Regions from separate parts of the Homo sapiens genome. Here region 1 is linked to region 2. The links are chromatin loops, found by intact Hi-C in ENCODE. Cell type or tissue: heart right ventricle. All regions are shown on one strand. Each heading gives the region's core, and the rest is flanking DNA. Links, peaks and the distances in the headings are about the cores only. Region 1 overlaps CUX1 (cut like homeobox 1). Region 2 overlaps CUX1 (cut like homeobox 1).

The links. Hi-C counts contacts between places; a loop is a spot of excess contacts. Peaks named below come from ENCODE experiments on the same cell type or tissue, not always from the same donor. Only the 100,000 strongest peaks of a DNase experiment are listed, where the experiment ranks them.
Region 1: a loop joins it to region 2, with 9 times the contacts of the local background. A loop is called at or near these places in 3 of 110 quality-filtered maps.

Annotation. Positions count from the first base shown.
Region 1 is chr7:102,184,609-102,189,980 of GRCh38, forward strand. CUX1 (cut like homeobox 1) reads left to right here. Exons shown (of 24, transcript NM_181552.4): 12 at 5,205-5,263. Among named protein-coding and RNA genes, the nearest start is that of SH2B2, 100 kb to the right of the region's middle. In heart right ventricle, for the core only: no CTCF peak of the experiment used is centred there; no DNase peak of the experiment used is centred there.
Region 2 is chr7:102,116,871-102,122,242 of GRCh38, forward strand. The region is part of intron 8 of CUX1 (cut like homeobox 1); the gene reads left to right. Among named protein-coding and RNA genes, the nearest start is that of SH2B2, 170 kb to the right of the region's middle. RefSeq lists an enhancer at 2,307-2,806. In heart right ventricle, for the core only: no CTCF peak of the experiment used is centred there; DNase peaks (open chromatin) are centred at 967 and 2,471; H3K27ac peaks cover 1,711 bases.

The DNA.
Region 1 (5,372 bases), core at 303-5,302, 68 kb after region 2:
TGTAAAGCCCACGTGTGTTCCTTAGATTCATGCATTTTATTTTATTTTATTTTTAAAGACAGGATCTTGCTCTTTTGCCCCAGGATGGAGTACAGTGGCGTGATCATAATTCACTGCAGCCTCAACCTCCAGGGCTCAAGTGATCCTCCCACTTTAGCCTCCCAAGTAGCTGGAACTACAGGTGTGCACCACCACACCCAGTTAATTTTTAAATTTTTGTAGAGACAGGGTCTCTCTATGTTGCCCCTGCTGGTCTTGAACTCCTAGGCTCAAGCAATCCTCCTGCCTCGGCCTCCCAAAGTGCTGGGATTCAAGGCATGACTCACTGCACCCAGCCAGACAAGTGCATTTTTCAGGAAGATGACCAGTTCCCAGATTCTCTTTCCACAGCCTTGGACATGAAGTTACCCTTGACAGCGGGAGCCACTCCAGGGCACATGTGCTCTTTCTCTGTGGCTCTGCTACAGAATAGCGGGGACCCTGGGAGGTGACAGGCTGAGATCCGCAGACCTTCACGAACAGAGCCCCTGGAGAAACAGAACCAGAGACTCTCTTCAGATCCAATGTAGCCAGATTCAACCCCACCTAGCAGGGATGTAGTAATTGTAGTAACAAGGACAGTAACAGTGCTAACCACCATTTACAGAGCACTTTGCCATGTGCCCACACTGTACTAAGCTCTAAGTACCCAATATTTTTTTAATCCTCATCAAAGCACTGTAACATATAAACATGATCCCCATTTTATAGATAAGGAAACTGAGGCTTGGAGAAGTCAAGTCTGGGTGGGTAGGTTGGTTGGTTGGTTGATTGGTTGATTTATTTATGTATTTAGAGACAGGGTCTCACTCTTTTGCCTGGGGTGGAGTGGCACCATCACAGCTCACTGGAGCCTCCACCTCCCAGACTCAAGTGATCCTCCTGCCCCAGCCTCCTGAGTAGCTGGGACTGCCGGCACATGCTAACACACCCAGCTAATGTTTTGGGGTTTTTTTTTTGTTTTTTTTTTTTGGTAGAGACGGGGTCTTGCTATGTTGTCGTGCTTATCTTGAACTCCTATGCTCAAGCGAGCTACCACACCTGACCCAAGATGTTGAGTCTTATCTAGGTTCACCCTGCAAGTACGTGGTGGAGCCAGGATCTGTCGGACTCTGGAGTCCAGGTTTGCAGAGAGCCCCCGGCTCATCCTGGCCTCTCCGGCATCTCACTTCCTCCCTGCAGGCACGTAGGACCGGCCTCAGCTCTGTCAAGATCTGCACTGTAGGACCCCAGAGATTTTTTTCTTTCTTTGGGTAGTCAGACCCATCTGCAAAAGTTTTGCAATCATGAAATCAGATAGCGTATGAAATGCTAGGAATAAGCGCAGGTCTAGCATACCACGCGGCCAGCGGTAGCGTGACCTGACAGGAGGAGTGCGTCTTCAGAGACATTGGGAAACTGGCGTGCCTGTCGCCCGTCCCAGGGTCAGAGTCTTCGAAACCAGGCTTTCTGGGAACCCAACAAGGAGTTTCTGATCGAAGAACCGCACTGAGGACAGTTAGTCTTTTTTCCACACTGGGCATTTTCAGCATTGGAAGTCAATGGGAGCCCTGCGTCTGCAGGTTTTGAGATGTGGCACTCACAGCAGGGTCACTAGAATGGAGACATCCATGGGACCAGGTTACAGGCGCTCCGGCAGTTGGGAGAAGCGTCGCCAAGCAGCCTCCCCTAGGCTCCATCCAGCTTGTCTGCCCAAGACAGAAAACGTCATAGAAGGTTTACAGAAGAGATCTTGGGGACTTCCTAGTTCAACTGCCCCTAGGTAGATGGCAGAACCCTCAATGGAAGCTGTTTAGCTCTCAGCAAAACTCACGGCCAACTAAAATACAGTCGTGTGTCACTTAACAATGAGGCTGTGTTCTGAGAAATGCGTCAATAGGTGAATGCGTTGTTGTGCAATCATAGTGTGTACTTGCACAAACCTAGATAGTATATATATATATATATATTTTTTTTTATTTATGCCTATTTTTCATACAGAAAACCAAATGTCCCAGCACCATTACTGAGCATTAGTCATTTCCCTTGCTTGATCTGCAGTGCCTTTATAAAGGGCCGTATGTCAACTTTCTCTGTATGTTCCATTAGAATCTTACGGGACTCAGGCCAGGCGTGGTGGCACACGCCTATAATCCCACACTTTGGGAGGCCGAGGCGAGTGGATCACTTAGTGTTAGGAGTTCGAGACCAGCCTGGCCAACATTGTGAAACTTCATCTCTACTAAAAATAGAAAAATTAGCCAGACATTTTGCAGGCACCTGTAATCCTAGCTACTTGGGAAGCTGAGGCAAGAGAATTGCTTGAACCTGGGAGGCAGAGGTTGCAGTGAGCCAAGATCGTGCCACTGCACTCCAGCCTGGGCAACAGAGCGAGACTCCATCTCAAAAAAAAAAGACTCTTATGGGACTTAGGCAGCCTTTGTTGACCAAAGCGTTATGCGGTGCATGATTATACATGGATTCCACTCCTAAAACCTTCCAATTAGGGCCAATCACAGGCCTTCAAAGAAGACCTGCAGCCGTGCCCCTAGACAGAAACTGTAATGGGACTTAGCAGTGCTAAGAGTCCCAATATCAAGCCAGGAACCTGGAATCTCGGCACTTTGAGAGGCCAAAGCAGGAGGATCACTTGAGCCCAGGAGTTCAAGACCAGCCTGGGCAACATAGTGTGACCTCGTCACTACAAAATAACTTTAAAAAAAAAAACAAAGAGTCCCACTGTTGAGGGCCCAGAGTTGCCAACATCTGAACTGGTTCTTTGCTTTGTGCAAACCCTTGAGTAATTGCTGTTATTCCCATTTTACAGATGAGAAGTTTATTAACTTGTCCATAGGCACCCAGGTCAGAAGTGACAGACTCGAGTTCCAGGCTCAGGCTGTCGGCCTTCTTGGTCTGTGCCATGCCAGGCTCTGAGACCCTCTGTGTGCTCCTCCCTCTGTCTGCCTTATTCCCAGCCGGCTCCTATTCTCTGGATATGACCACGTTTATGCACGCTAAATTTAGACCACACCTGGCTAATTTTTTGTATTTTTTTTTTTTTTTTAGTAGAGACGGGGTTTCACCATGTTAGCCAGGATGGTCTCAATCTCCTGACCTCATGATCCACCCACCTTGGCCTCCCAAAGTGCTGGGATTACAGGCGTCAGCCACCGCGCCCAGCCCTGAATTTTTAAAACATCGGGCAGGTTGGGATTTGGATGGTGCCATCTCCTCCCCAAAGTCTAGAATGTTCTCAGTTGGCTTTAAACTGTGGTCTTAGCCATGGCTAGTCAAGGGCACCTACAGGCATGGTGGCTCACGCCTGTAATTCCAACACTTTGGGAGGCTGAAGTGGGAGAATCACTTGAGCTCAGGAGTTTGAGACCAGCCTGGGCAACATAGCAAGACCCCCTCTCTTAAAAAATAACCGGGTGTGGTGATGTGCATCTGTAGTTCCAGCTACTCAGGAGGCTGAGGCAGGAGGATCACTTGAGCCCAGGAGTTGGAGGCTGTAGTGAGCTATGATCGCACCACTGCACTCCAGCCTGGGTGACAGAGCAAGATCCTGTCTCTTTTTTAAAAAAAAAAAGAAGAAGAAGAACAAGAAGCATAATACCTAGAAACCCTGTAGAGGGGAAGTTACCGGAAATGACAATTGTTCACCTCTAGCTTGGAAACATGCTGAATGGCCAGAACACCCTCCCGGCACCGCCCCTCCATATTCTTGTTTTATGTAGAGTTGCCTCATTTCCTCCAAGGAGCTCCCTTTAGAAAAGATCAAAAGCAAACTAGTCCAAAAACACCTTCAGAGAAGAAAGCACCCCCTACGACCACCCTACAGCAATGGCTCCTCTCACAAGAAAGCCCTGCAGAGCTGTGGGCAGAAACGGCCACATCAGGCTGGGTGGGGTGGCTCACACCTGTAATCCCAGCACTTTGGGAAGCTGAGGCGAGAGGGTCACCTGGGGTCGGGAGTTCGAGACCAGCCTGGCCAACATGACAAAACCCCGTCTCTACTAAAAACACAAAAAAAAGTAGCCAGGAGTGGTGATGCATGCCTGTAATCTCAGCTACTGGGGAGGCTAAGGCAGGAAAATTGCTTGAACTTGGGAGGCGGAGGTTGCAGTGAGCGAAGCCAAGATCACGCTACTGCACTCCAGCCTAGGCAACAGAGCGAGAGTCTGTCTCCACCAAAAAAAAAAAAAAAAAAGGATTAAAAAGGAAAAAAAGGAAACAGGCCACATCAATCCCCAGTGAGCTCACAGACCTTTCTGGAGCCCACTGGAGCGTCATCATACTTTGGAAATGTGCCATCCCTCCCCTAGGCCCCTGAGAGGGAGCAGCATCTCGGTCAGGGCCCTCCCCGCAGGACTCAGACCAGCTGGCTGTCAGGGAAGCCACCAAGCACTCGACTGAACAGGTCCCTGCTCCTAAAACCCCAGCATCCAGGGGTTCAGGAGTGGAAAGGCCTTTGCCCTGATGCCTATCTGATGCCTACTCTCAATACAAAAGGGCTGTGTCTCTCGTTAGTAGAGGTCCTCCCAAAGGTGTTGACAACCAGCTGTATGAGTCCCTCAGCCTAATATATTTTGTTTAAAACCACACGCTGCTTTTCAGACACCAGGAAAGCCTCTCCTCCTGTCCTCCTGTTTGCTGTTTCATGGCACTTCCTACAAAGTACACTTTTCCTCCTCTGCTTTTCACCTCTGCAAAGATTCTTCCTTCTTTTTTTTGGGTGCGGGGGGGGATGCTTTTTTTTTTTTTTTTTTAAAAAAAAAAGAGGTAGGGTCTCCACTCCTCACTCTGTCACCCAGGCTGGAGTGCAGCAGCACAATCATAGCTCACTGCACCCTCCAACTCCCGGGCTCAGGCAGTCCTCCCACCTCAGCCTCCCAAAGTGCTGGAATTACAGGCGTGAGCCACCACACCCTTCATTCTGCTTTTGCTAAGTTGTACGTTACAACCTTACAGCATCCCTACACACTTTGCCGTGCCTGGGCACGCACTCACACTGGGCAGGCCAGGAGCGTGAGGGACAAAAGATGGCCCCAGCACCGTTGACTCCATTCGCAAGGGCTGGCTTCCCCTCTCAGGCACAGCTGGCTGTTCCGCAGTGAATGCCGTCGGTGAAGTCCGTCGACCTGTTGTCAGGCATGGCCACTGATCAAATTCTTCTCTGTTTTCAGCAACTGGAAGAAAAACTCAAAGGCCAGGCTGACTATGAAGAGGTGAAGAAAGAGCTGAAGTAAGTACGGAGAGCCCTGTGGCCCCTCACACGCTGGGGCGCATTAGGGCCATCTGCTAACAATGCCAGGCTGGTGGCAGGAAGCCTTGGCCCCCTGCCCTCTGGCTCA
Region 2 (5,372 bases), core at 202-5,201:
GATAGGCATGGCTCAGAGATAATAGATTCATTCATTGATTCAACAGACATTCACAGAGGCTTCCTCTGTGCCTCGCCCTGTGCAAATTCTGAGACTGTTACGGCTCCATGGGGAGACAGGCCATTGCAATCCAGCATGCCCAGTGCTGCAATCAAGGGGACAGGGCGCTGACGGTCAGCAGGTCAGACAGGGAGCCTGCAGGTGGCAGGCAGGGCACTCCCATTGGGATAGTCAGAAGAAAGTTTGGCAGGGTGCAGTGACTCACGCCTGTAATCCCAGCACTTTGGGAGGCCGAGGCAGGTGGATCACCTGAGGTCAGGTGTTCGAGACCAGCCTGGCCAACATGGCAAAACCCCATCTCTACTAAAAATATAAAAATCAGCTGGGCATGGTGGCGTGCGCCTGTAACCCCAGCTACTGAGGTGGCTGAGGCAGGAGAATCGCTTGAACTCTGGAGGCAGAGATTGCAATGAGCCGAGATAGCACCACTGCACCCCAGCCTGGGCTACAGAGCCAGACTCCATCGCAAAAAAAAAAAAAAAAAAAAAAGGTCAATATTGGGCCTATTTGCAGAGGTGCAGTTCCTAGGCTCATAGTACCGGCAGGGTTTCCACGCCTGGGTTTGAATGAGCCAGAGCGGGGAAAGGTAGCTAGAGACTGAAGGTGAGGGCCCCCTCGAGGGGAGCCGTGGCCTTGGGGAGGGAAGAGGGACCCAGGGCAGCGCCAGGGACCCCTTAACTGATCCCCTCTCTCCTCCCACCAGCCAGGGGAGCTGGGGAAGGGCATAGTACATCCCTAGCATCAGGGGAGCGCAGGGAAAGAATTGTCGAGGAAGCCTTCCTAAAGAGGGTGGTATGGGATTCGGGATTGGAAGATGAGTCAAGTCAGGTTTTGCAGAGGTTTGTGAAGATGCAAGCCTGGCGAAGCCTGTCTTGGGGAGGACCTGCCAGAGGTTCCGAACGATTTGCCTGTGGGGTAGGATGGGGCAGCCTGGTGGGGCATTTCCCACATCAGAAACGGTCTGGACACTGACAAAGGCAGCCTAGGACCAACCACGTAATGTAATAGTTCCCAGAGTAAGTCATCCCCCAAAAATGCAGAGAATGGCCTGAGAGAATTGGATCTTGGCTACTTTCTTTTAACTTTGGAGGCCATGGGCTCATTCTGAGACCTCCCCCACTGCCTTTGCCTCCCCTTTTATTTTCCAGGACAGATTTGTCACTATTCCGTCTGCTTCAAGTCCAACCTACATGTATTTTATTAGACCAGACACGTTTTCATTCATGTTTGTGAATATAAGCCCCTTGGGGCAAATCTTTTCACATATGGTCTTACAGCATTTCAAAAACAATTTATTTTCCCTCTTCTGAAGGAGGGATTCTTAGGGCCAGGCGCGGTGGCTCACACCTGTAATCCCAGCACTTTGGGAGCCTGAGGCGGGCGGCTCACTTGAGCCCAGGAGTTCAAGACCAGCCTGGGCAACATGGCAAAAGCCTGTCTCTACAAAAAATACAAAAATTATCCTGGCATGGTAGCTCCTAACTGTAGTCCTGGATACTTATGAGTCTGAAGTGGGAGGATCGCTTGAGCCCAGGAGGTCGAGGCTGCAGTGAGCCTAATTATACCACTGCACTGCGACCTGGGTGACAGAGCAAGACCCTGTCTAAAAAAAAAGGGATTCTTAAATATTTGTTGACGGGAATTGGAGAGGCATGAAGGAAGATGGGTTTTGGAGAAAGACTGACTTGGGATTGATTCACTAGGGTCCACTACGAGCTCTCTGCGTGACCCTGAATGAGCTATGAGCTGTCCACCTCCCTTTCTGACCTGTACAATGGGCATACCGGAAGTCAAGTCACTGGGTGGTTTTTGTTGTTGTTGTTGTTGTTGTTTTGTTTTGAGATGGAATCTTGCTCTGTCGTCTAGGCTGGAGTGCAGTGGCACGATCTTGGCTCACTACAACCTCCACCTCCTGGGTTCAAGCGATTCTCCTGCCTCAGCCTACCAAGTAGCTGGGATTACAGGCGTGCGCCACCACATCCAGCTAATTTTTGTATTTTTAGTAGAGACGGGGTTTCACCATGTTAGCCAGGATGGTCTTGATCTCCTGACCTCATGATTCGCCCACCTCAGCCTCCCAAAGTGCTGGGATTACAGGCGTGAGCCACTGCACCCAGCATGCTAGGTGGTTTTGAAGAGGCAGGAATGGGATGTGTGTGTATAGCACCTGGCATGGTGAGAGTCTGAGGCTAAGCTGTCGAGAGATAGAAGCTATTCCCAGCAAGCTCAGAGCAGGGCGTGGTATGCGTTTCTGAAATTAACGGCCTTGGAGGAAATTGACTTTCACCGCATCACCACGACGGACTGGGCCCACATTGTCTGTCTGTCGTGGGGAGATGTCACAGGGTACCCATCCCTCTCCCGTTTTGGAGAGAAGCCCGCAGGTCTGTGGTACTGAGGCTGCTCCGAGACCCCGGTTTATCGTGAGCAGTCATCGCCATGCGTCAGCTGGGACAGCACGGGCTGACTGTGGCAGACAACGGCAGTAAAGTTTTCCATGTGTAGGCTTGAAGCAAAATGTAATTAGCCTTTATGTGCAGAACAAGGGCCCATTGATGAATACAGCTGGTCTTTGTTTTGTCCTGTCGTTGAGAGTGGGAGGTAAAAGTGTTCTTCTTCATGTTTATTAATGCAAGATTCCTTAGACAAATGGCAAGCACAGTTTAATATTTGTTGGAACATGGGGGCTTTGCCAAAACAGTTGTTGTGTAAGAGGATTGCAAGGTTTCCGATTATAACCATTTCTGGGTTAAATAAATGAATTATTTCTGCCCTTTTTTTCTTTTTTGAAATTTTTTTAGAGTCAGGGTCTCACTGTGTTGCCCAGAGTGGTCTCAAACTCCTGGCCTCAGGTGATCCTCCCGTCTTAGCCTCTCAAAGTGCTGGGATTACAGGCATGAGCCACTACGCCTGACATTCTTTTTTCTTTAGTTAAAAACATAGCTCCTTCTCAGATGGTCACCCTGTGTACGGATCTTCCCGCTTCTCTTAGCAAATGGAGATTTACCACCCTAATAGCCTTAACCTTGGAGACTCTAGCAAAGGAACGTGCTGTGGATTTTAACATCTAAACAATTCCTTGGGATGGATGGCCGTGGAGGTGGCAGATCCCTGGAATCACGCAGCAGTAGGCAGCCCAGAGAGAGGCCTGGGCATCCCTCACTGCCCCAAGTTCCTGCATCCGTCTCCTGCAGCTGTTCACTTACTTGATCTTGGGTTTGGGTTGCTACTGCACCCTCCAGCAGGAATGTCGCCCTCCCAGCCAAGCGGCTAGTGTTCTGGGCAAAAATGCAGGAATTCCCATTTTTGCTGAAGTCCACGATCCTATGCCCTGTCCCCAAGAATCTGGATTGGAAAAGGAGTTCCAGCTGCAATACACACAGTCAGCTTCTTGCATTCCTCCCCACTCGTGGGCCGAGGCACTGAGCCTCGATGAAAGAAAATATTGAATCGCACTGAAATACTACATTTTTTATAGCTAATGTTAGTCTTAGGAGAATTTGCACCTCCCAAACCTTTCCTGCCAGTAAAATTCGTATTTCTTAAGGTTACTCATGTTGTATTCCTAGCCTATATGCTTTTTTCAAAGAACGACATTGTGTATACACATACTTACATAGTACGGTTACAAAAGAGACATTTACGAGGAACTTCACTTAGGTTAATTTTAGAGTATTTTCTTTATAACATGTATATAACCAGTACTTTATCACAAAATACAACGTGCTCTGAAACAGCAGAAAACTTTCCCGTAGCTAACTCAGCACTGGGGAGCCTCTACGCTTCTTTGGAGGGATAGAGAACTCCAGATCCCAAAGGAGGACATAAGACAGAATTTGAAAAGGGGAGGAGGCTGGGCATGGTGGCTCACGCCTATCATCCCAGCACTCTGGGAGACTGAGGTGGGAGGATCACTTGAGCCCAAGAGTTTGAGACCAGCCTGGGCAACATAGTGAGACCCCACCTCTACCAAAAAATACAAAAATTATCTGGGCATGGTGTTGTGCCTTTAGTTCCATTTACTTGGGAGGCTGAGTTGGAAGGTTCGCTTGAGCCTGGAAGTTCCAGCCTGTAGTAAGCTATGATTGCATCACTGTACTCCAGCCTGAGTGACAAAACGAGAGCCCATCTCTAAAAATAATAATAATAATTTTTAAAAGGAGGGGAGGAGGATACCAGCAGTTCAAGACACAAGTCTGCATGGCAAATGTGGGTGGGATGGATACTTTCTTTTTATTTTATTTTTTATTTTTTTGAGATAGGGTCTCTGTTAGTTATTCAGGCTGGAGTGCAGTGGTGCGATCATGGCTCACTGCAACCTCCACCTCCCGGGTTCAAGTGATTCTTCTGCCTCAGCTGCTGGAGGAGCTGGGATTACAGGCTTGTGCCACCATGCCTGGCTAATTTTTGCTTTTTGGTTTTTTTTTTTTTTGGAGACTGAGTCTCGCTCTATTGCCCAGGCTGGAGTGCAGTGGCACGATCTTGGCTCACGGCATCCTCCGCCTCCCGGGTTCAAGCGATTCTCCTGCCTCAGTCTCCCAAGTAACTGGAATTGCAGGCATCTGCCACCACACCCAGCTAATTTTTGTATTTTTAGTAGAGACGAGGTTTCACCATGTTGGCCAGGCTGGTCTCGAACTCCCAGACTCAAGTGATCTGCCCGCCTTGGCCTCCTGAAGTGCTGGGATGACAGGTGTGAGCAGCTGGGATGGATACTTTGTTTACATACTGTTCTGGACTATTTCACAATGATTTCCTGAGTGTTATCTTGTTTGCCCTTTCCTGAAGTCACTGGGGCAGCTTTTATTGTGCTCATTGCATGGATGAGGAAGCAGTCCCAGGAACACGCAGATTCAGGCCCTGGACCTGGTCCTTTAGGCTCAAATTCCAGTGCTTTTTGCTTGAGACCACGGCGGTCTTCAAAGCCCCTTTCTGGTGCCAGCTTTGTAATCAAGCAGCAAAGGTGAGGGCTAGTCAGGTGAAGGCAGGCGTTCCTGGGGGGTTCAGCCTTTCCCAGCCTCACAAGCCCCCGTTGTATTTACCATAGCAGATTGATTTTTCCCTTTTTGAACAATAATTCCTCATGAAAGACTCACAGAACTGGGGCCAGGTAGAGCCCGGTTGAGTAAACCTGAGAATCACCCAGCTGTCTTGACCATCATATTTAGACAAATATTGCATCCCCTGATTGAATTTGAAAGGGACAACTTAAGCATCCTGAAAACAGAGTCTGTCTGCTGTACCTTTAAGAATGTAAAATTTTCTATTTCCTGTCTTTTTGATGAGTCATCAGTTTCCAGTACGAGTTGCTG